5 separate regions of the Mus musculus genome follow, and all the other regions are linked to region 1. A link is a loop called in an ENCODE intact Hi-C map of the cell type or tissue named here. Cell type or tissue: gastrocnemius. All regions are shown on one strand.

Region 1 (4,000 bases):
CTACTAGTCTGGAGACTGAAGCAGGAGAGTCACAAGTTTGAAACCAGTTTGAAGTCAGGGTTGCCATAGTGAGTTCAAACTTATCAAGATGCTATCTTTAGTTTGTTTTGAAACAAGGTCTCTCTGTGTATTCCTGGCTGGCCTGAAACTCACTCTGTAGACCAACCTGGCCTTGAACTTGTAGAGTTTAAGGGCACTTGCCTGTGCCTCCCCAGCGCTGGGACTAAAGGTGTGTGCCACCACACCCAGTCCCACAAATTAATTATTGAATTAAGGAATGAATAAAATTTAGTGGGAGGCTGAGAATGTGGCTCAGAGTGAAGGTTGTGCATGCACCCAGAACCCAGACCCACCCTGGCCCCTCCCACCCCTGGCATCACATAAACTCAGGGTGGTGATACATAGTTCCCAAAAACAGGAGAGATAGAGACAGGAAGGTTGGAAGTTCAAAGTTAAGACTCTCTCTCTCTCTCTCTCTCTCTCTCTCTCTCGCTCTCACTCTCGCTCTCTCTGTCTGTCTGTCTCTGTCTCTCTCTCACACACACTACAAACAATCACAACAACAAAACCCTTCATAACTAAACAATTGCTCAGTAAAGCAAAATAGACCTTTTCACATAGAGGATTGGCAAACTTGAGGAAGACTTATACTATCCAGTGGCTAAATGTGAGCAGGTCATTATTTCAGGTGGGAAGCCGGTAGACAGACATACGCTCTTTGGAGGGAGTATACCCCGAAGCCAATATCTTCATCAAATAGGTGGTTATGACTTTTACACACACACACACACACACACACACACACACACACACACACACACACACACAGAGTCTAGAGCTAGGCATCCCAGGCTGGTGCTGTCACAGAACTCCATGAGGAGCTTGAGTCTTCTGTTTCTCTGCTTTGCCGGGCTTAACAGGAAACTTCTCTTTTGAAATTCACCTCCTCCTGACCTCCTGGTTACAAGATGACTACATTACCTCAGGCCCCAGGTTCACATTCCAGGCAAGAGAGGAACAGCAAGGCGGAAGATGTAATGCCTCTATTAGGACAGTGCCTGCTTTCTCAGAGACCTCCAGCACACATTCCCTAACGACCTGTCTGCGAATCTGCCTGTTGCCTCTTTGAGAGAAGTCAGATGTTGACTCCTGAGCTGCTTCTAAGACCTCTGTTCTCCCCTCCTGAGGTGAGTAGACCTTTGATTCTGCCTCCTTAACTAGAGTAGATGTGTTAACCTGGAGCCTCCCTTTCCCCTTCCCCTCATTCTGTGTGTGCCTTTTCTGCCGACTGCCAGTGCCCAAGAGGCCTTGAGTCCCTGGGAGGGGCCGACACCAGGGGCTGATGGGCAGGAGTTAGTGAGTCTCCTAACCCTGCTGTGGACAACCCTGTTTGAACTTAAGTTCTCAAGCTGCCCTTTGGGAACTCTCAGCAGGATTTTATTTACATTACACAACAGTTTGTTTGCCTTCCCCAAAGCCCCCATTACCACCCCTAAAGGAGCTTTCACTTTAGAATCCTCACAAAGAATCCTCACTTCAGCCTCCTGCCTCTAAGCCGCTGGCCTTCCTGCTGGCCCTTGAGGAAGTGAAACTTGCAGGGTCTTTGCAATGGCTTCCCCTGATGCCCGTGAGAGGTTCTTGTCTGGGTCTTTACCCAAATCTCACTTCACCGGTGAGGATTCCCTTAACAGCACTGCCTGGGATGGCCTCATCTCTGGCCTCTGTTCCTTGCCTGCACTCACCACTGCTGACCAGGATGTAATATATCCTGCTTCTTACCTTCCTGCCCACCAGAGCAGGCACTCAGACGCTAAGACCTTTGTCTCCTTTATCATCCCTCCCCTGTACACCCTGCAGTAGGGTCAGTGTCTAATGAATGGTACTGGAGACTCTAGTTTGTTTTACAGAGGATAAATAGCCTTTTTAGATTCCGTAAGCCATGTATAGAGATACCCAAATTGAGTCAGGACCTCCAAAAACCTCATGCCCTCAGGAAGGATCAGAGTCTTCAAGCAGGTACTTTTGTGCCACCAAGGTGGCAAACAGAAGTGCCCCCAGCCAGTAAATACCTAGGGACATTGACAGAAGTCCTTTGTCTCAGAGGCGGCGGAAAGACACAGGTAGGGCTTAAACTAAGGGAGGGGCAAATGAAGTGTAGCCAAGGCTGGGTGGTAACATGGGTGAGGTCAAGAGGGAAAAGCAGGAGGCTGGGAGGTCAGCTAGGGGCTCCCTTACCAACCCTCTTTCACCTGCCTTACTAGTGCCAAGTGCTGACCTGAGCTCTTGGCACCAGAGGGTGCTATAACCTAAGACACAGGCACTTCCGGATACACTCAGACTCCTGCTTCTAGCTGCTCATAATTGCCGGTTTAGTATGCCTCCCAGGAGCCCTGAACAAACCAGGCAGCTTCTTGGGCTCTCTTCAGCTCTAAAAGGAAGCAAAGCGTACCCTTGGAAACTCTTTAGGGGCCAGGAGAGGGAAAGGTGAGCCAACAGGAACTCAGCACACAGGCCCTTGGGCAATCTTTGTACAGATTTGCATGGGCTCAGCTGAGTTTCATTTTTCTATGTAATAACCATTGAGGCGTGGAGTTCTTGGAGCTGGGAAGATAGGTGCTGTGGGAAGCACAGGAAACCGATGGTTTCCAGTGGGTTTCAAAGTGGGTTCCTGGAGCCAGCAGATTCAGGGATCCTTAAGAGTATATGAGAAATACAGACCCAGAGCCTACTGATCTGGGAGGTAGGGGTGAGCTGGGGGCTCACAGTGATGTACATGCAGGAGCGATTGTGAGTCGTTGGTTCAAAAACTCACAGCACCGTGTATCGAGAGCTGCAACAGAATCTTCCAAGGCCTATGGAGCAGAACAAGGGCCAGGGGAAGTACCCTAGGAACTAACAAAGAGGCAAGAGATGGGTCTTCAAGCTTAGAAGATATTGTTCCAAGATGGATGGAGAGAGAGAGAGAGAGAGAGAGAGAGAGAGAGAGAGAGAGAGAGAGAGAGAAGATCCTGGAAAACACCAGATCCAGGGGTCCTCACAAAAGGCTTGGCCTTCCTCCTGCTAGCTCTGGACTTTTCTCTAGGCAGCTTTCTGACTTTGAAACCTGTCTTCCAAACAAGCTGCCCATAATTAATAATTCATTCATTTCCACTACTTATTAATCAATACCTATGGAGCTCCAATCAGAGTTTTTGATTATCACGGGATGTCCAGACTTCCTACTCTGAATTAATAATGATAGTAACTACTAGCTGCTTCGGCCTACCAGGCTCGCCGCCAAGCACTCCATGTAGACAAGTTGTTCCAGTGACCACCATAAATGGGGTGCTCTTATGGCCCTCATTTTACTGAAGGAACTTTCACCAAAAGAGGCTAAACCCGTTCCCTAAAAGCGCATCTCCAGATGATGTCTACCCTAAGCTAGTCCTCCCTGCCAACAAACACGAGCCACATGCTTTCTTCTGTCCCAGGAACGATGTAATTCTGGCCCCAAAGATACCCAGCCTACCATCCCCTGAGCAAATGCTAGCTAGTTTGTTCCATGCATTTAGAAAGACTGAAATAGCTCCTGGTACATGTTTCTATCTTGGGCATTCCCTAGAGTTCTGGGGCTCCAGGTCTGAACCACTGAACTGGTACAACCTTCTCTCTGCACCCCTCCCCAACCTGCTGTACACATAGGAGTGTGCAAACCTGAAGAGTGGTGGGGTGGCATAGTAGGAAGCACCCCTGAAAGGCCTCCCTCAAAGCATCCTGACACCAAGGTCCTTGAGCCATCTCCTTCCTTTCTACTCTCTCCTTTGCCTTTTTGCTTCTTTCTTTCTCAAGTATTCAGTGAGCTCCCACTCTGTGCCAGACCCCTTGCACTGGGGACAGAGGAGCACACAAGTTCCTCACAGTATGATTTCTGATTTCTGTCTCTTGTTATCTCCACCATGAAGCAAATTCCAGCAGATGTCAGCAGCAACAGTATCCAGGATGGAATATGGGAACATGGGGT
Region 2 (4,000 bases), 93 kb after region 1:
AAACCCTGTCTCGGAAAACAAAAAAAAAAAAAAAAAAAAAAAAGAAAGAAAGAAAGAAAGAAAGAAAGAAAGAAAGAAAGAAAGAAAGAGAGCTAGAGGGAGGGAGGGAGGGGGGGAGGGGAGGGGAGGGGAGAAGAGAGGAGAAGAGAAGAGAAGAGGAGAGGAGAGGAGAGAAGAGAAGAGAAGAGAAGAGAAGAGAAGAGAAGAGAAGAGAAGAGAAGAGAAGAGAAGAGAAGAGAAGAGAAGAGAAGAGAAGAGAAGAGAAGAGAAGAGAAGAGAAGAGAAGAGAAAAAAGAAATTCAGCCGGAGTTACCTCTGAGTTTGGCTTGATGACACCTGCTTGAAGTGGGGTGCAATACCACGCTTTTCCCTGCAGGTGGCAGTACCCTACCAGGTGAAGCTTGCTGGACCACCTATATGGATTTTCCGGGTGGGGGGCGGAATGGAGCTTTGATGTTTTCCATTATCTTAGATATGAACTTTGAATAGGGAAAGATGAAGGATTTGTTTGTTTGTTTGTTTGTTTGAAGCCTGACTCTGTCGCTCACACAGTGTGACCTAGAGCGAGTCCTCTCTTGCTGGAACCTGCTTTCTGCTTGGCAAACGGGATGATCACACCCGAACCTACCTCATCGCGTCTCTGAGAGTGTCTAAACAAGCATGACTGGGTTTAACATTTGTATGGATGGGCTCAGGGCTGGTGTGTGTAAGCAGGGTGGGTTCAGGAGCAGGAGGCGGGTTCAGCCCAGTGCCCAGTCACGCAAATGACCCGAGGTGTGGAGAGGGAGGTGGCTTCGGGGTTAGGAAAGTTGAGTTCAGATTTTAAGATGAGGGAGCTGAAGAAATAACTTTCCCAGGGCCACACCCTCAGAGAGGCAAGGCACCAAACCCGAAATTTGGGAAAGAATTTAATGTGTAATAATATATGAGGAGGCCTTGAAGTTGAATCACGAGACCAAAATCAGAACTCTGTGGGATCCCTTTATCATTACTGTGTGGTTTTCGTGTAGTTTTTGCTCTGAGGGCTTCTGAAAGTTTTACACACAGAGATACACATACCGTCCTGTTAAGACCCACGTTCTCAAAGCGCCCTCACATCCCAAGAAGATACAGGGTAAGCTGAAGAGCAAAGGGAAGGAGAGCCATTCAGAGACTGGTCTGGAAGTTAAGACACTTGGGCTCTTTCCTCTCCGGGCTCTACACTGGCTTTTGGAGCCCCATTTCCTCGTCTGCAGAACGGAGCTGTTGGATCCAGGGCTCCTGGAGGCCTTGCTATTTCCCTTGGACCTTCCCGATTGCCACACCCAGGGTTCTCCTAACTCTGTGACTACCCCATTTCCGTTTCGTTTTCTTACCACCTTCTGGGGTTATCTGAGCTTTTTTGCTGCTGTTGATTTCTGTCTAGACAATAGTATACTACTGCCTGATCTAGGGAAGTAGGGACTCATGAGTTTACAAGAGCTGCTATGACCATGACCGTGGCGATTGTAGCAGTGCTTGATGTGTATCAGCGAGCAACAAACAACTGGAATAAAAGTGAAAGGCTGAGCACACAGCCCTGTACCCTCTGAACCTTTCAGGTAGGGTCTCTAGGACCCCCAAACCCGGCTTGTTTCCTAATACCAGGCTGGTGCTGCGACACCAAGGTCTTTACTGACCCCTTGTGGCTGTGGGTGCACATAGCAGGGACTAGTGGAGGTTTCTTGGGTAGAAGACAATCATTCCCGTGTAGCTTTGCTCTGCTCCCTGCCAACCTACGTGTGCGCGCCTGTTCTCCTGTAGAGGATGATGACGATTGAAAACATGAAATACATCTTTCAGGGACTGGAGAGATGGCTCTGTGGGTGAGCTCAAGTGTATGGGGCCTGAGTTCAGATCCCAGCGTCCATAGAGAAAGCTTGGGAGGCTGGGCGCATCTGTGACGCCAGCACTGTGGAGGGCGAATCTAGGACAACTGCTGGGGTTTGCTAGCCCGCCACCATTCAAACTCCAAGATCAGTAAGACAAATTGTCTCCAAAAAAAAAAAAAAAAAAGGTACAGTGATAGAACAGGATGCCCAATACCACTTCAACTTCTGCACACGCATGCATCACACACACACACACACACACACACACACACACACACACACACACACACGATACACCTCATCAGGTAAGATCACTTGCCACCAAGCCTAACGACATGAACTGGATCTCCACACCTGATGAAAAGAGAGAACCACCTGCAAATTATCTGCTGACTTCCACGTGTCTGCCCCCAACACACATGATGGACAAATGTTACAACAACTTTAAAACAAAATAGATGTTTCTTGTCCTCCATCTCGCTAACATCACACCTGAGAAAGCAGAGAGGTCCTAGTACCAGGAGAGGAGCCGAGGGAGTCTCAGACCATGAAAGAGAGGTGTCATCGGGTTTCTATCGCTGTGAAGAGACACCATGGCAACTCTCATAAAAACAGTATGTAATTGGGGCTGGCTTACAGTTCAGAGGTTTAGTCATGGCGACAAGAATGGCAGCGTGCAGCCAGGCATGGTGCTGAGAAGGAGCTGAGAATTCTACAGTGGGATGGATCAGCAGGCAGCACGAAGAGAACTGAGCCACTGAGCTTAGCTTGATCCTCTGAGATCTCAAAGCCCATCCCCCATTTGCCTCCAGCAAAGCCACACCTACTCCAACAAGGCCACACCTCCTAATAGCACCCCTTCCAGTGGGGCCCATGAGGGCCATTTTTATTCAAACCACACTAGAGATGAGGCAGATTTCTCTGCGTTCTGAGCAGGCAGATAAGGCTAGACTCGAGCCTTGGGTATCTCCTCCCAGAAAACTTCAATCTTCCAGGAAATCCTCAATGTCTTCGAACTCTTTTTTTTTTTTTTTTTTAGGTTTTGGAGGGAAGTGTGAAAGAAAGGGTGTATCTAATGATTAGAGACTTTGGGACAAAACCAAAGGCAAATAGAGAGGGTTTGAGGAGATCTTTTGTTAGGTGCAATATGAACACACACACACACACACCCCTGTCTCACTAGATGCTAGTCAGGTCTCTGATAACACTGCAAAACAAACCAACTCCATGTCGCAGACACCACAGGAGGTTAGCTTCTCTGCCTGCCAGTCCTGCCTTCCCCCTGTCTTCCATTGGATGAAACATCTCAGCATATTGTTCCATGAACCTCCCATGAGACCTACCGTGAGACGGACAGATCGTCAAGTGTCTGCCCCACGAGGGGAGCCATGGCATGGTTTAGGCAAGAAGCAAGATTTCACATAAACAGACTTTCAGGTTTTGTAGGCTACAAATTACTCTAATTTCTAGGTAAACATTGCGTCATGAAGACAGACCTGGTTTATTTGGGTAGCCATAAGATGCTGGGCACATATTCCATGCCTATGGCATGGTTAGGACTGAGGTCACCTTCACATTAATGGGAGTGTGTGTCGGGGGGGGGGGGGAGTGTTCCAAACACATAATATTATAACAAAGGTTCTGTGTCTAACCAAATAAGGTTTTAAAGATTTACTTTTATTATTTGGGACAGTGCAGCCTCAGCTGGCTTGGAGCTTGCTATGACCTGGCTGACCTGGAACAGAGATCCACCTGCTCTGTTCCTCAAATGCTGGGACTAAAGTGCCACTGCAGCCTAATACGTTTTGTTATTTCGTTGTACATAGGTGAGTGTGTGTGTGTGTGTGTGTGTGTGTGTGTGTGCCTTCACAGGGTATGTGTGTATGAGTACACATTGTTGGTATTCTGTCTGGACTCCACCCCCATGGTTACCTGGCAACGGCCAGGTAGGCCTAGCACTATAAAAGGGGCTGCTTGCCCGCTCCTCTCTCTCTTACTCCTGCTTCTCTTCCTTGCCTCTTGCCCTCTGGCTCCCCCTCTCTCCCCATCCCCACCCCACCCCCACCCCCCTGCACGATCATGGCCGGCCTCTTCTTCTCCACTCTCTTCTTCTCTCTGCCTTTCTCTGCCTCTACTACTCTCTTAACTCC
Region 3 (4,000 bases), 79 kb after region 1:
GCGGGGGGCTCCGCTGGGACCGCCGCCGCCACCCGGGACCCTGGCATACGGCTCCTTCGGGTCGCCGGTCTCTTTCCAGCCCTTCCCCGTCTCGCAGTCGCCGGGCGCCGGTAGCACGCACCTGCAGTCTGCAGCCACACCGTCCCCGGGCCGCATCCCGGCGCCCCCGGCAGCCGCTGGAGGGCCCTCACCTCTGCAGCCGGCGCCCGGAGCCGCAGCCTCGTTGCCGCCGCCGCCGCCGCCACCCGCCCTGGGCTGCATGGACACCGAGCTCATCGACGAAGAGGCGCTGACGTCGCTGGAACTCGAGCTCGGGTTGCACCGCGTACGCGAGCTGCCGGAGCTCTTCCTCGGCCAGAGCGAGTTCGATTGCTTCTCAGACCTGGGGTCAGCGCCGGCCGCCGGCTCGGTGAGCTGTTGAGAGCCACCACCCAGAGACACGGGACCTTGCGCCCGGTGGCCCGGCTCCCACACACCCTCCGTGAGGGTGGAGGCGCCTGGTTTTCGTGCCGAGACGGCTCCAGCCGAGAACACCTGCCTTGCCTCCAGGCTCTGCCTCCTGCCAGATGACAGTTGGGTCTCGCTTCTCATACCCAAGCCTCAGCGGTCTAATGGAGGGAACTGAACCAGCCTTCGGATTCCACGTTCTTGGATTCTGTGCCCTCTTTCCGCCGCCTTGCCCCAATCTGAGCCATTACAGGCCTCTGCCTGACCTTCCTTCTCGAGCAGCCTACTAACCGGATTGGGTCTAGGGAGCCATCTCTCCGTACCCCCTACCTTCCCTGGGCCCCTGGCCCGGGGGAGGGAAGGATTTTACACCTAACCCCTGCAGAGTGGAGCCATGCTCCCGCTGGCCTCTAAAACCAAAATAAAACTGGGTTGCTTTACAATTTTGAGTTTCCATTTCCTTTTCATCCCCACCCTCAAGTACCTGTAACTTGCAAAAAGTCTGAGGCTGTTAGAGTCCCAAAGTGAAACTGAGGCTCGCAACCTCAACAGCCCAAAGGACAAGAGACCTGATAGTTTCTTTTGAAAATGTCTTGAGAGTTGTGCAATTGTCATGACATAACCTGAGGGGTCCAGGCTGCTGCCTGGCCAGTTAACAGCTTAATCCGTTTGATTTCCTAGCCACTAGGACTCCAGGAACTGGGGGGGGGGGGTCCCCTGAAGATCCAGGCAGCCCTAGCTTTGAACAGAGACTATCTCACTTGCCCACGACACTGCCCTTTTGGTTTCTTTGGAAGGATATGGTTGTGATACTTTTATAGCGGTGTGTGTGTGTGTGTGTGTGTGTGTGTGTGTGTTGATAGAGACTGAACCATACATACTTCACACATACTTCATACTTCATCCATGTAATGACTATAGCACACTGTCAGACTCTTAGTCACCTCCGGAAACTATAGAGATGTTTGTTCTGAGCGTTGGTGCATAAGGAATCATAGGGACAGACCTGGAAACAGACTGTTCTTGGAACATGGAAGGGACTTGTCCAGAAAACAGGTGGAATAGGTTCAGCTAGTTGGGGTGGAGGTCATTTCAGCTTCAGGGAGGTACATTTGATGGGATCAACAATATGGAATGACAACTGTCTTGAGGAACAGGACAGGCCTTGACTAAAGGGAGGGCCGTATACCAGTTCGTGGACTCTGGGAAAGGACAAGGAGCATCTGGAACAGACTGGGAAGATCTAATGGTTTCATGGCAACTTTATGTGACCAGCTCAGTCCTCATTCCACAGACAAGGGGTGTGGCGCCAGCCCAAGCCTGGCAAGATTTGACCTTCAAGTCCAGATCTCTAGTGCACCCTCTGCTGTCAACTCTGGAAAGATCCCCTACTGTGTGGGAGAAAGGCTGGAAGACAGGCTGAAGGCCAGGAGAAAGAGACCTAGTCAGACAGGCTTCCATAATGCCAGGGACAGGCAGCGGTGCATTCTCTAGGAGACAGTAAATTCCAGAGACTAGAGAGCAAGGTCATTGCACTGAGCCCTTTGTCTCCACATCATTGGCCTTTGCTCTAGTGACCAGTGCTCCTGCATGTGACCCCAGCAGCTGTGAGTTATCCCAGGGTATACTGTGAGGGCACCAGCTCTAACACCTGCAACATGGGCGAGAGTGGGTGATAGGAAGTGTTCTGTAGATGAATGAAGCTCTACTCTTAGATCCCAGGGCCTTCTGGGACAGATGGAAAGAGTCCTCTGGACAGACCTTTGAGCTAAGAGTGCTCTGTGTTTGCTCCAGCATTGCCCAGGCTCGCCGGACCAGAATTCAATTGGAAAGGTTTGGCCCTGGGCTAGACACTACCTTGACTGCCTTTTCTGCGGGCCTTGGTTTCTCCACCAATAAAAAGAGGCTAAAGTTTTTGCTCTGTTACTTTACAAGGCAATTACCCTCTCTGTAAGTGAGGAAGCAGCTCAGGATGAATTAATAAGTGGGTAGTTTAACTACCAAGTAGGAGGGAATGCAAGACCACCGCACCAAGCCATGCGTGGTGACCCACACCTGTAATCTGACATTGAGGAAGCTGAGTTCGAAGTCAGCCTGCACTGCAGAGTGAGTTCTAGACTAACCTATAAGATTAGTAACCTGGACCCCTTAGTAAGATTCCTGTCTCAAAAGAGAAAAAAGTGGGGGAGAGGGTGCTAAATACAGATTTAAGGTAGAGATCCTGCTGGCATGTACAAGGTCCTGGCTTTAATTCCCAGCACCAAAACCAAAACAATCAAAATGCCTGTCACCCTCCCAAGAGGGACCACTGACAAGCTGGTCAGCAGACAGATGGGCAGAGAAGATAAGACTAGAACAGCTCACCAGGCCCTGGCCCGATAGCTGCAGGTGAAAAAGAAATGAACTCAGAGTCTCTTTACCACATAACCAGTTCTAGAACATTCTCAGGAGCTGCCTGACCTCAGACAAAGTCCCCTGACCGATGGTTCTTAGCACGTGACTTCCTGTGGTGTCTTTCACCTCGTCCTGAGAGCCGGCCTCTTAAAGCAGCCTGCTGCCCTTCTGTCCTGAGGACCTCAGTCTCCTGCCTGGGCAGTGTCTGCTGAGATCTTTAAATTCAGTCTCCCTAGAGACTGGGAACTCAGTTGGGGCACAGACAAAGCATGCCTTATCATCATCATCATCCCTAGGACAACATTCTTTATTTTTATTTATCTTTTATCACTCAAACCTTGTGTCTTTCTACTAATAGAACTTCTCTGCTATGGAGGTTAAGGCAAGCTTCAAAGTCCCAGCACTTGATGGGGGGGGGGGGTAGAAGCAAGGAGATCAGGAGTTCAAGGACAACCTTGGCTACATACTGAGGTTAAGGCCAGTGTAGAATATATGAGAGAGCCTATCTCAAAAACAAAACAAAACAAAACAAAACAAAACAAAACAAAACAAAACAAGAAAAGGACCAGAAAGACCGCTCAATGGCTAAGAGTGCTTGCTTCTCTTTCTGAAGACCAGAGTTCCCAGCACCCACATCAGGAGGCTCACAATTACCTAACTCCAGCTCCAGAGGCTCCAGCACCCTCTTCTGGCCTCACATGGTGCAGATACATGCAAACACACACGTGAAAAGTTGAAGTCAATGCAGTGTTTAAGGAGGCTGCTCTAGCTACCCAGCAGGGTCAGTATGACAGTGAGACAGCTGTAAGCTGGGTTCCCCAGGAAGCAGGCTCCAAGAAGATATTCTATTCACAGGAGATTGTTGTCTTCAGAGTCTACATTCACAGAGGATAGGAGGAAGCCCAAAGGAACCTAAGTCACGTAGCCAACCCAGCAAGAGTCAGCCAGCCCTGTGCAGAACTCTGAAGCTAGAGTTGATCCAGGTTAGACCAGTACACTCCTCCCTGCTTCTGTCCCATCAGTCATGGAATTGCAGGCTGCTCTAGAGTTGGCATGGCCCTGGCTGGGTAGGGCATCCCTCTACAGATGAGCCACATGCCCAAAGGGACTTCGGGGAAAGGCTGCTACTTCCCTGTTAGGGCAACAGTTCCACAAAGGG
Region 4 (4,000 bases), 170 kb after region 1:
GTGTTTCTCCACCCTCCCCTCCCCTCCCCTCCCTCCTCCCCTCTCCTCCTCCCTCTTCTCCTCTCCCTTCCCTCCTCCCTCTCCTCAACTCCCCTTCTTCCCTCTCCCTCCCCTCTCCTCTCCCCACCCCCTCTTCCCTCTTCTCCCCTCCCCCTCTTCCCTCTCCTCTGCTCCCCCTCTTCCCTCTCCCTCCCCTCCCCTCCTCCCCCTTCTCCTCTCCTCTCCCCTCCCCTTCCCTTCCCCTTCTCTCTCTGAGACAGGATTTCTCTGTAGCCTTGGCTGGCCTTGAACTCAGAGATCTATCTGCCTCTACCTCCTAAGTGTTGGGATTAAAAGTGTGCACCACAACATGGTTTGAGCAATTTCTTAACCTCTTTGTACTTCAGTTTCTTCCTTATAAAGCAGGAGAGGCTATTAACTTATTAATAGAGTCATGAAATGAGAGAATGTAGGACCAAACCCTTTTTTTTTTTTTTTTTGAGTCCGGGTCTCGTGTAGCCCAGACTGGCTTTGAACTTGCTATGTGGACTTCCTGTCCCTGTCTTCACCTTCCAGGTGCTGGAATTATAGGTGTGTGCTATTTATGCCCAGTTTATCATGAGCTGGGGATCAAACCCAAGGCTTTATGTTAGGCAAGCCCTCTGTTCTACAGTTTAGCTCTATTTTCCTCCACAATAATTTCTTATAAGGTCTATCTCAGAGGATCCTGCCTAGCAGACCATCAGAACTCATAGATAGATAGATAGATAGATAGATAGATAGATAGATAGATAGACAGACAGAAAGACAGACAGACAGACAGACAGACAGACAGACAGATAGATAGATAGATAGATAGATAGAGATATATATTTATCAAAAACAAAAAACCAAAAGTGAACAAAATGCCTGGAAGAGCAGAGATGGAGGATGCGGCAGGTGCTTCAGTCCACAACAGCAGTACCTACCTTGCCTGGCTTGTTCTCAGCTGGATGCAGAATGTCCTAAACAGCATCTGACATGCGCACAGGGTGCCAAAGAAATCCCTGCTGCCCAGCTGTGTATGTGAGCTCTAATAATAGTCTGTAGACGTTGATGTAGGAGCACTGAGAGAGTCCTCGCTGACTCTGCTCAAGGAATTAGAAGTTTCTCAGTGAGAGCCATTTCAATTGGGCTTTGATGGATGTATATGAGATCGATAAAGGAAAAGGGCTTTCCAGGCACTCGGGCCAGCACATTCTGAAAATATGGCTGCAAGTTCAGAAACCCAACCAGTTAGTACAAGAACACTGAGTGCAGTCAGTGGGCAGTGGGTGCAAGCAGGATGCAAAGAAGCAAAGAGGTGAGCAATTTCTTAACCTCTTTGTACTTCAGTTTCTCCCTTTAATAGAGTGATGAAATGAGAGAATGTAGGACCAACCCCCCTCTTTTTTTTTGAGTCAGGGTCTCATGTAGCCCAGACTGGCTTTGAACTTGCTATGTGGACTTCCTGTCCCTGTCCTCACCTTCCAGGTGCTGGAATTATACAGTGAATGGACTACTTTCTTCAAACAATACTCCAAAGAGGGAAGTTTTCTGTCCTACTGTTATCACAAAGGACCCTCTCCTCAAGGGATTTGTTGTGGTATTAGCAGAAAATGATGGCACCCCCTTTAGTTCTTAGAACTCTCTCAAATAGAGGATGGGACTAGATGGTAAGGACCCAGGCAAGGGTGGTATGCTGCCCCCTCGTGGCCTTGGCCAACCTGGGAAGCAAGGCATCAACCACATTGTCCTCTCAAAATCCCAGGGGTCCCCAATTCTTACCCAACCACCAGAGAGCAGCACCAACTTCATTTACTATTCCACTTACACTCAACTATTCCACTTACACTCAGGGCTGGGGAAAGTGGCCTGGGAGCTGAGTAAAAGCCAATGTGGGACATTCTGTAAAGCTTTCTTCTCTCACACATCCCTTCCTGTTTTTGAATAAAGCATCTATCTGGAGATGAACAGGGGTCAGGAGACCAAGGTTTGTGTTTAACCTCACTCCCTAATTCAGAATGACCTTGGACAAGTCAGTGCACAGGACCTCTCAAACTGCCGGTAACTCAGGGATTGTACTCCATCTTCCTGGCTTTGGAAGGGTCACCGTGAAGATCAGTTAGAAATGCTCAGAGTGCTCCTGATGGGTGTAAGGGGATCGTGCTGGGGATTAGATAGGGGCTCTTTGGGGCTGGACCAAAGGGTTTGCTTACATCTGAATGGGCCCTGCTTAAAGGGAGCGTGCTGTGCACAGGAACTGCTGGCCAATCGCACCAATCAATTGAAATACTTAAGAAAAGAATGAAGTCTAAATTAATGCATGGAATGGGTGGAAGGGAAGAAGGGTGGAACAGGGGGCACCAGGAAACAGTGTACAGTTCCTTTGCTGTGACCAGGCCCCTCTACCTGTTCAATGGTGTGATGTGCACAAAGGAGGGTTTGGGTGGGACAGATGGGAAGGCCAATTTGGGAATTAGAAGCACATGGGGGCTTTCTTAAGCCTACTTTCTGACAATGGTGAGGTACTTAATCTTCTCTGTTAAGGGAACTCTATCCAACTCCTTTAAAACTAGGAAGAGTTTTGCAAAACTGTTAACTTTCCTTTACAGTATGAATGAATCCTTTACTTGGTCCTAGCTTTTTGCTTTGGTAGCCAGGAAGCTCAGCACCAAATCCTTTCAAAATTATGTAGGTCTAGCATATACGTGCTCTTATTTTATGATCCCATTTTTTCCTAATCCTAGTTAATGATATCAGGTGAGGTATACTTAAGCAGATGGTCACCAACATGGCCAATAGTCTCCCCTATTTTTTGCCCAAGGAGTAAAGGGCAGTTTGGCTAGACCTGAATATAATGTAGGTCCCAGAACTTGGGACTTACATTTTAAGAGGAGGTGTGAACCATCAGTCTTTGCTACACCAATGCCTACCCTACCAGGCAGGTTTACAGTGAGCCATAGGTGGCAAGGAAATCCTAAGGATACCAGGCCTCAGCTTGAAGGGTCTAGTATAAGCCTCTTCCCTACACAACCTCACCCTTTGAGCCCAAAGCCCAGGGAGTTGTCTACCAGATTATGGCAAACTGATCTTTGCTTTTCCTGGCATTGCACTATCACACAGTGACAGCAGGCCCAACTATGGTTGGAAAAAGACAAGGAGGCCAGAGAGATTGCTCACTGCTGGCTCTTTTCTGCTGCTCCTGCTTCAATGGACAGGAAGCAGGCTCTGGCTATAGAAGCCCTAACATGATGAATGGCAAGGGGCACGGGCTGCCCTCTATGGCAGATCCAAGCCTTTGGTGATGAGAACTACAGCAGACAGTGGCAAGAGCCATTATGACAACGAAGGCTGCAGAGATTTCCTGGGTTCTTTGTTTGCTAGAGAAGCCCGTGTTCTCCTGCAAAGATGTCCCCACAATGCCATACAAGTAGCTCGTCTGGGTGAGGCAAGGCTTTTCTGAGCAAGCGACATGTTCTGATGAAATTCATTTGTAAACCAGTCAAGAATCTCAGTCTGAAAGTTCCTTTGGCTTTGTACACTAGCTCCTGACAAGTGGTCCACCTTTCCTGACATCCAACCTTGAAACAAATCAACCTTTCCAAGCTTTTCCCAAGTGAGTAGCCCCCATGAATGTCCCAGACACAGATTCTCAAGTACCGAAAACAAGATTTATTGCATTTCATGCAGTCTGGAGTCCATGCAGCAACGGAGATGAGCACAATCTTTAATGTATTTAAAAAATAAAACAGTGGCCAGAGCAGTGCACAAAGTCCTGGTTCTCAAAGTCCTGGTTCTCCTGGGTCTGGAGAGAAGGGACGGGGAGGAGACCAGCTCTCTGTGGAGAATGAGTTCATGGCCCACAGGCAGGAAATGTTTCCACATCTTCTGGATTCGGAAGGTTCTGGGGAAGGGGCAGAGAAGAATGCTGGTGGAAAGGGTCTGCCCCTTTCTTTTTTTCTGAGGGCAGAACTGGCAGAGTGGAAATCCTGTACACCCT
Region 5 (4,000 bases), 300 kb after region 1:
GCTGAGATGTAGCTCAGTTGGTAACATGTTCATTTAGCATGCAGGAAGCTCTGGGGTCTGTCTCTAGCACTGCCTAAGCTGAACGTGGTGGTACATGCCTGTAATCTCAGAGGTCACCAGGTAGAGGTAAGGTGGTTGGGAATTCAAGGTTATCCTTGGCCACATTGTGAGGCTCAGGGAGTCACAAGAACTTGTCTCAGCAAACAAAACTGAGGCTTAAGGATTCAAATGCCTTAAATAACTTCATTATCGTCTTTAGTGATACCAAAGTGTCTTTCTCCAAGCTTGACATTGTGATACCTACTTGTTACCCAAGCACTTGGGAGGTTGAGGCAGGAGGGTTGTCAGGAGTCTGAGGCCAGCCTGGACTTCCTGGTGAATTCTAGGTCAGTCAGAAGTACATAGAGGGACTATATGAAGTGTAGCCCAAAGTATTTTTTTCTTCAGTGTGCAGAAATGACAAATGTTCACTCCCACTTAGAATAGTATAGTTACACTGTATAGAAGAGAAACTGAGACCCAAGGCTCCCAGATGGAAGGACTCTGCATCCACCCCATCCTAGCCCACCTGCTACCTCACATGTCTTCTGTGTCCTTCTGCAGGTTTATTTTTCCCACACGGCTTGGAGCTGAAAGCCAGTTCAGTGACTTTCTGGATGGCCTGGGACCAGCCCAGATTGTGGGGCGACAGACGCTGGCCACACCCCCCATGGGTAAATCTTGCTGAATAAGGGCAGGTTTTGGGGGGGGCATAGTAGAAAGGAGGAGCTCTGGGGTCCAGTGTGTGGTAGAGCCGAAGGCGGCAGCAGCATCAGAGGTGGCAGCAGGTGTCTTCCTCAGGTGCCAGAAAGGACCCCTACCCAGCAGCAGCTTTTCCAGACTGTCGCATCCCTCAGTGCATAACTGGGTCACAGTGTTAGCCCATGTTGACTTACCTTCCCTAGACTTTCTTGAGCCTCCGTTTCCTCATCTGGAAGATAGAATTAGTAATTCCTGCTTCAGTTCTGCAATCTAACGCCCCTTCTTGCTGCACTCCTGTTAGATACTTTCTATAAAGCATTTTAGCGCTCTCCTTAGGAACCGTGGCTAATTGGACTGGTTCCTCCCATCAGCGACTGGCACCTAGGGACCTTTAGTAATTTTCTCATCTCTTCCTGGCAGCTAGGAAGTGCTCAAAGCCCACACTGGGTCCTGTTAGCAGTGTTCAGATCTTCCCCCAACCCTGTGCTTTTGGGTCCTGGCCAGGCAGGCTTCCCCATTAGTCTAACCTGAGCTTTACTGGATCCAGATGTTTCTGATGGTACTTGACCTTTGAGCCTCAGAGCAGAAACAGAAAATGGAGTTAGATTCTATGCCAGGCTTCTTTGTATGGTACTCTCCTTTCTTCCTTGAAAGAGGGGTCCAGAGGACCCTCAGAGAGTCCGAGTCTACTCTTCCAGCCCTGAGTATCAGATTTGCTTAATTCCAAGCTTTTGCTCAATATCTCAGGCCCTTCCCTACACTCTGAGGAGTGGCAACCACTACCTTATAATGAACCCGTCAGAACCTAGAATATTTTGTGTGTGGTGCCCCCTTGTGTCGCAGAGCGGGAAAAACAAGTATATATTCATGGTTAGGCATGAGGCCCTTTGGTCTTTTTGCCAGGGTCAGGAACCTCTGGAGTGAGAAGGACGAATTTCAGGGTGTGTCTGACTGTGGTGAATTCCTGCCCCCAAAGTATGCAGTACAATAATAACATGATGGTTGACAGAACTCAAAGTCTCACCCATTTAATTGGAGGGAGGGGGACTCAGATTTATAATTCAACACTGTCTGAAGGGAGTTCCAAACACTACTGTATAATTCTAAACTTTGCTCACCCACAACGAGCACAGCTAGGAGTTCCTGGAAGTCAGCATGAGTTCTGTCAACCGTCATGTTATTATTGTACTGCATACTTTGGGGGCACGAATTCACCACAGTCCCTTACCTTTTTTGGAGTGTGTTGTGAGCTCTCATCATGCAGGGTGTGTAGGCCTGCCCAGCCTGTTTTTCCCGGGGTCAAAGATGTGCTGGGCAGGCTCCTAGCTTAGCTTCTCTTTGCATGGATACTCTTGTTATCCGTCTGCCATATACTGAAGAGACTGGCTAAGGGCTGCGGCGTACGCTGCATCCCCCAGACTTGCCTGTTCTGTGTAGTGAAGCAGAAACCCCTCACCCACCATCCATGGGTGAGAGTTTGGCAGTCATTAGTTATAACCTAAGTATGTGCTCCTTGAAGGTCATTCCCCCACAGTGTGCCTTGGTCCCTTTGAAGTGGTCTCCTGAGAGCTATTTCTTTTTTTTTTTTTTAAAGATTTATTTATTTATTATATGTAAGTACACTGTAGCTATCTTCAGACACTCCAGAAGAGGGAGTCAGATCTTGTTACAGATGGTTGTGAGCCACCATGTGGTTGCTGGGATTTGAACTCCAGACCTTCGGAAGAGCAGTCGGGTGCTCTTACCCACCAAGCCATCTCACCAGCCCCTGAGAGCTATTTCAACAAGTACAGTTTGCTCTATCATATTCCCTTCCCAGGGACACTGCAGCATCCCCTGCAGATTAATGTTTTCTGTTGCATCGTGCCAGCCAGCCCCATGTGACCTCACTTGGACATTCATTCTTTTCCTTGCAGGAGATGTGCACATTGCCATCATGGACCGGAGTGGCCAGCTGGAGGTGGAAGTGATTGAAGCTCGGGGCCTGACCCCCAAACCAGGCTCCAAATCCCTCCCAGGTGAGGCTAGGCAGCTGGGAGACCTGAGGAAGGATCCCGGTAGGGATGGGGTACCAGCCGGTCCCCAGCTCAGCAGTAGCCTAAAGCTGTGGGAGGTTGCTGAGCAAGATGGGTCGGGAGTGGGGTGAGGAGACACAGTGTTTGTGCCGTCTCTTTGTCTGCTGGGTTCACTGGCCAGCTCGATCCACTTCCTGCCAGGACCACCCAGAGGGTGGAGACTAGGCGGGCTGTGGCACTTCTCCCAACCACACTCCTTCATTTTCAGCCACCTATATCAAGGCTTACCTGCTGGAGAACGGGGCATGTGTAGCCAAGAAAAAGACAAAGGTGGCCAAGAAAACATGTGATCCCTTGTACCAGCAAGCTCTGCTCTTTGATGAGGGGCCCCAAGGCAAGGTCCTGCAGGTCAGTGTTCACAGGGCAGACTCTCAAGTTCTTCAGGACAGTGTTACAGGGTAGGCTCTCAAGTTCTGCATTGATGTATATCCTGTTACTCATTGTGGGGGGGGGGTGCACATGTACGGGGTACATGTCTATCATGGAGTCAGTTCTCTCCCTTCACCTTGACATGGACTCCAGGGATTGAACCAAGCTTCTGTGGCAAGCACTGTTCTCCTGAGCATCTGGCCAGTTGCTTTCCCTCTCCCCCCAACCCCCCCTGCCCATTTCCTCCCTCCCTTTTCTCCCCCCCCGCCCCCCCGCGCTTTTATTTTCCCAGCATGCTTTTGTCCCCTGTCAGTTCATAGGGTTCTGAGCATGGCAAAATGGCTCTCCAGTTCTCACATCAGGGCAGGAGAACCAGGCTGTAGCTACTGCCCGCCAGTGCTCTGTACCTCACTGGGGACTGGGTGTGGCTAGGCACTCTCTAGGATGATTGTGTCTGTCAGAGAGGATTCTGTGAAGGGAGGTGTGGTTTCCCCAGTGTGCTGCAGGGGCTCAGAAGGATGAAATGACTGTTAAGTTGTGGGACTAGAGGAGTCCACGTTCAGGTGTCTCTCGGCCCAGCTCCTTGACAGTGAAACACTGTTGGTGGGTCTTTCTGATGAGTGGGAGGGGAAGGGGTTGCCTCACTGTGCCCTTTCTGTAGATGAACCCGAGCTCACATAGGCCTACATGATTTTCTTGGCTCGGTCCTGAGTTCAAATTCCTGCTTGGCACTTGCTGTAGGTGGTATGTGTGGAGAAAAGATGGCTTGGAGGTTAAGAATATATATTACCCTTGTAGAAGACTGCTTCTATTAC

The links. Peaks named below come from ENCODE experiments on the same cell type or tissue, not always from the same donor. Only the 100,000 strongest peaks of a DNase experiment are listed, where the experiment ranks them.
Region 2: it touches region 1 in a loop (9-fold over the local background); 39 of 42 quality-filtered maps call a loop at or near these places.
Region 3: it touches region 1 in a loop (4-fold over the local background); 17 of 42 quality-filtered maps call a loop at or near these places.
Region 4: it touches region 1 in a loop (9-fold over the local background); 19 of 42 quality-filtered maps call a loop at or near these places.
Region 5: it touches region 1 in a loop (2.2-fold over the local background); 18 of 42 quality-filtered maps call a loop at or near these places.

The regions. Positions count from the first base shown.
Region 1 is chr4:120,587,666-120,591,665 of GRCm38, forward strand. It overlaps Gm8439 (predicted gene 8439), which reads left to right and starts at 1,080. Exons shown (of 3, transcript NM_001101603.1): 1 at 1,080-1,187. The coding sequence starts at 1,140. In gastrocnemius, a CTCF peak has its summit at 2,282 (motif pointing right); a DNase peak (open chromatin) is centred at 2,274; H3K27ac peaks cover 277 bases.
Region 2 is chr4:120,680,747-120,684,746 of GRCm38, forward strand. No RefSeq gene overlaps it. Among named protein-coding and RNA genes, the nearest start is that of Cited4, 16 kb to the left of the region's middle. In gastrocnemius, CTCF peaks have their summits at 371 (motif pointing right) and 1,662 (motif pointing left); DNase peaks (open chromatin) are centred at 389 and 1,670.
Region 3 is chr4:120,666,931-120,670,930 of GRCm38, forward strand. Cited4 (Cbp/p300-interacting transactivator, with Glu/Asp-rich carboxy-terminal domain, 4) reads left to right here. Exons shown (of 1, transcript NM_019563.2): 1 at 1-890. The coding sequence ends at 421. Among named protein-coding and RNA genes, the nearest start is that of Cited4, 2.4 kb to the left of the region's middle. In gastrocnemius, a CTCF peak has its summit at 1,832 (motif pointing left); DNase peaks (open chromatin) are centred at 334 and 1,778; H3K4me3 peaks cover 1,372 bases; H3K27ac peaks cover 1,244 bases.
Region 4 is chr4:120,753,786-120,757,785 of GRCm38, forward strand. It overlaps Nfyc (nuclear transcription factor-Y gamma), which reads right to left. Exons shown (of 10, transcript NM_008692.4): 10 at 3,650-4,000. Among named protein-coding and RNA genes, the nearest start is that of Kcnq4, 8.4 kb to the left of the region's middle. In gastrocnemius, a CTCF peak has its summit at 1,727 (motif pointing left); a DNase peak (open chromatin) is centred at 1,713.
Region 5 is chr4:120,886,331-120,890,330 of GRCm38, forward strand. Rims3 (regulating synaptic membrane exocytosis 3) reads left to right here. Exons shown (of 8, transcript NM_182929.3): 5 at 604-713; 6 at 2,658-2,759; 7 at 3,025-3,164. Among named protein-coding and RNA genes, the nearest start is that of Rims3, 34 kb to the left of the region's middle. In gastrocnemius, a CTCF peak has its summit at 1,582 (motif pointing left); DNase peaks (open chromatin) are centred at 741, 1,222 and 1,573.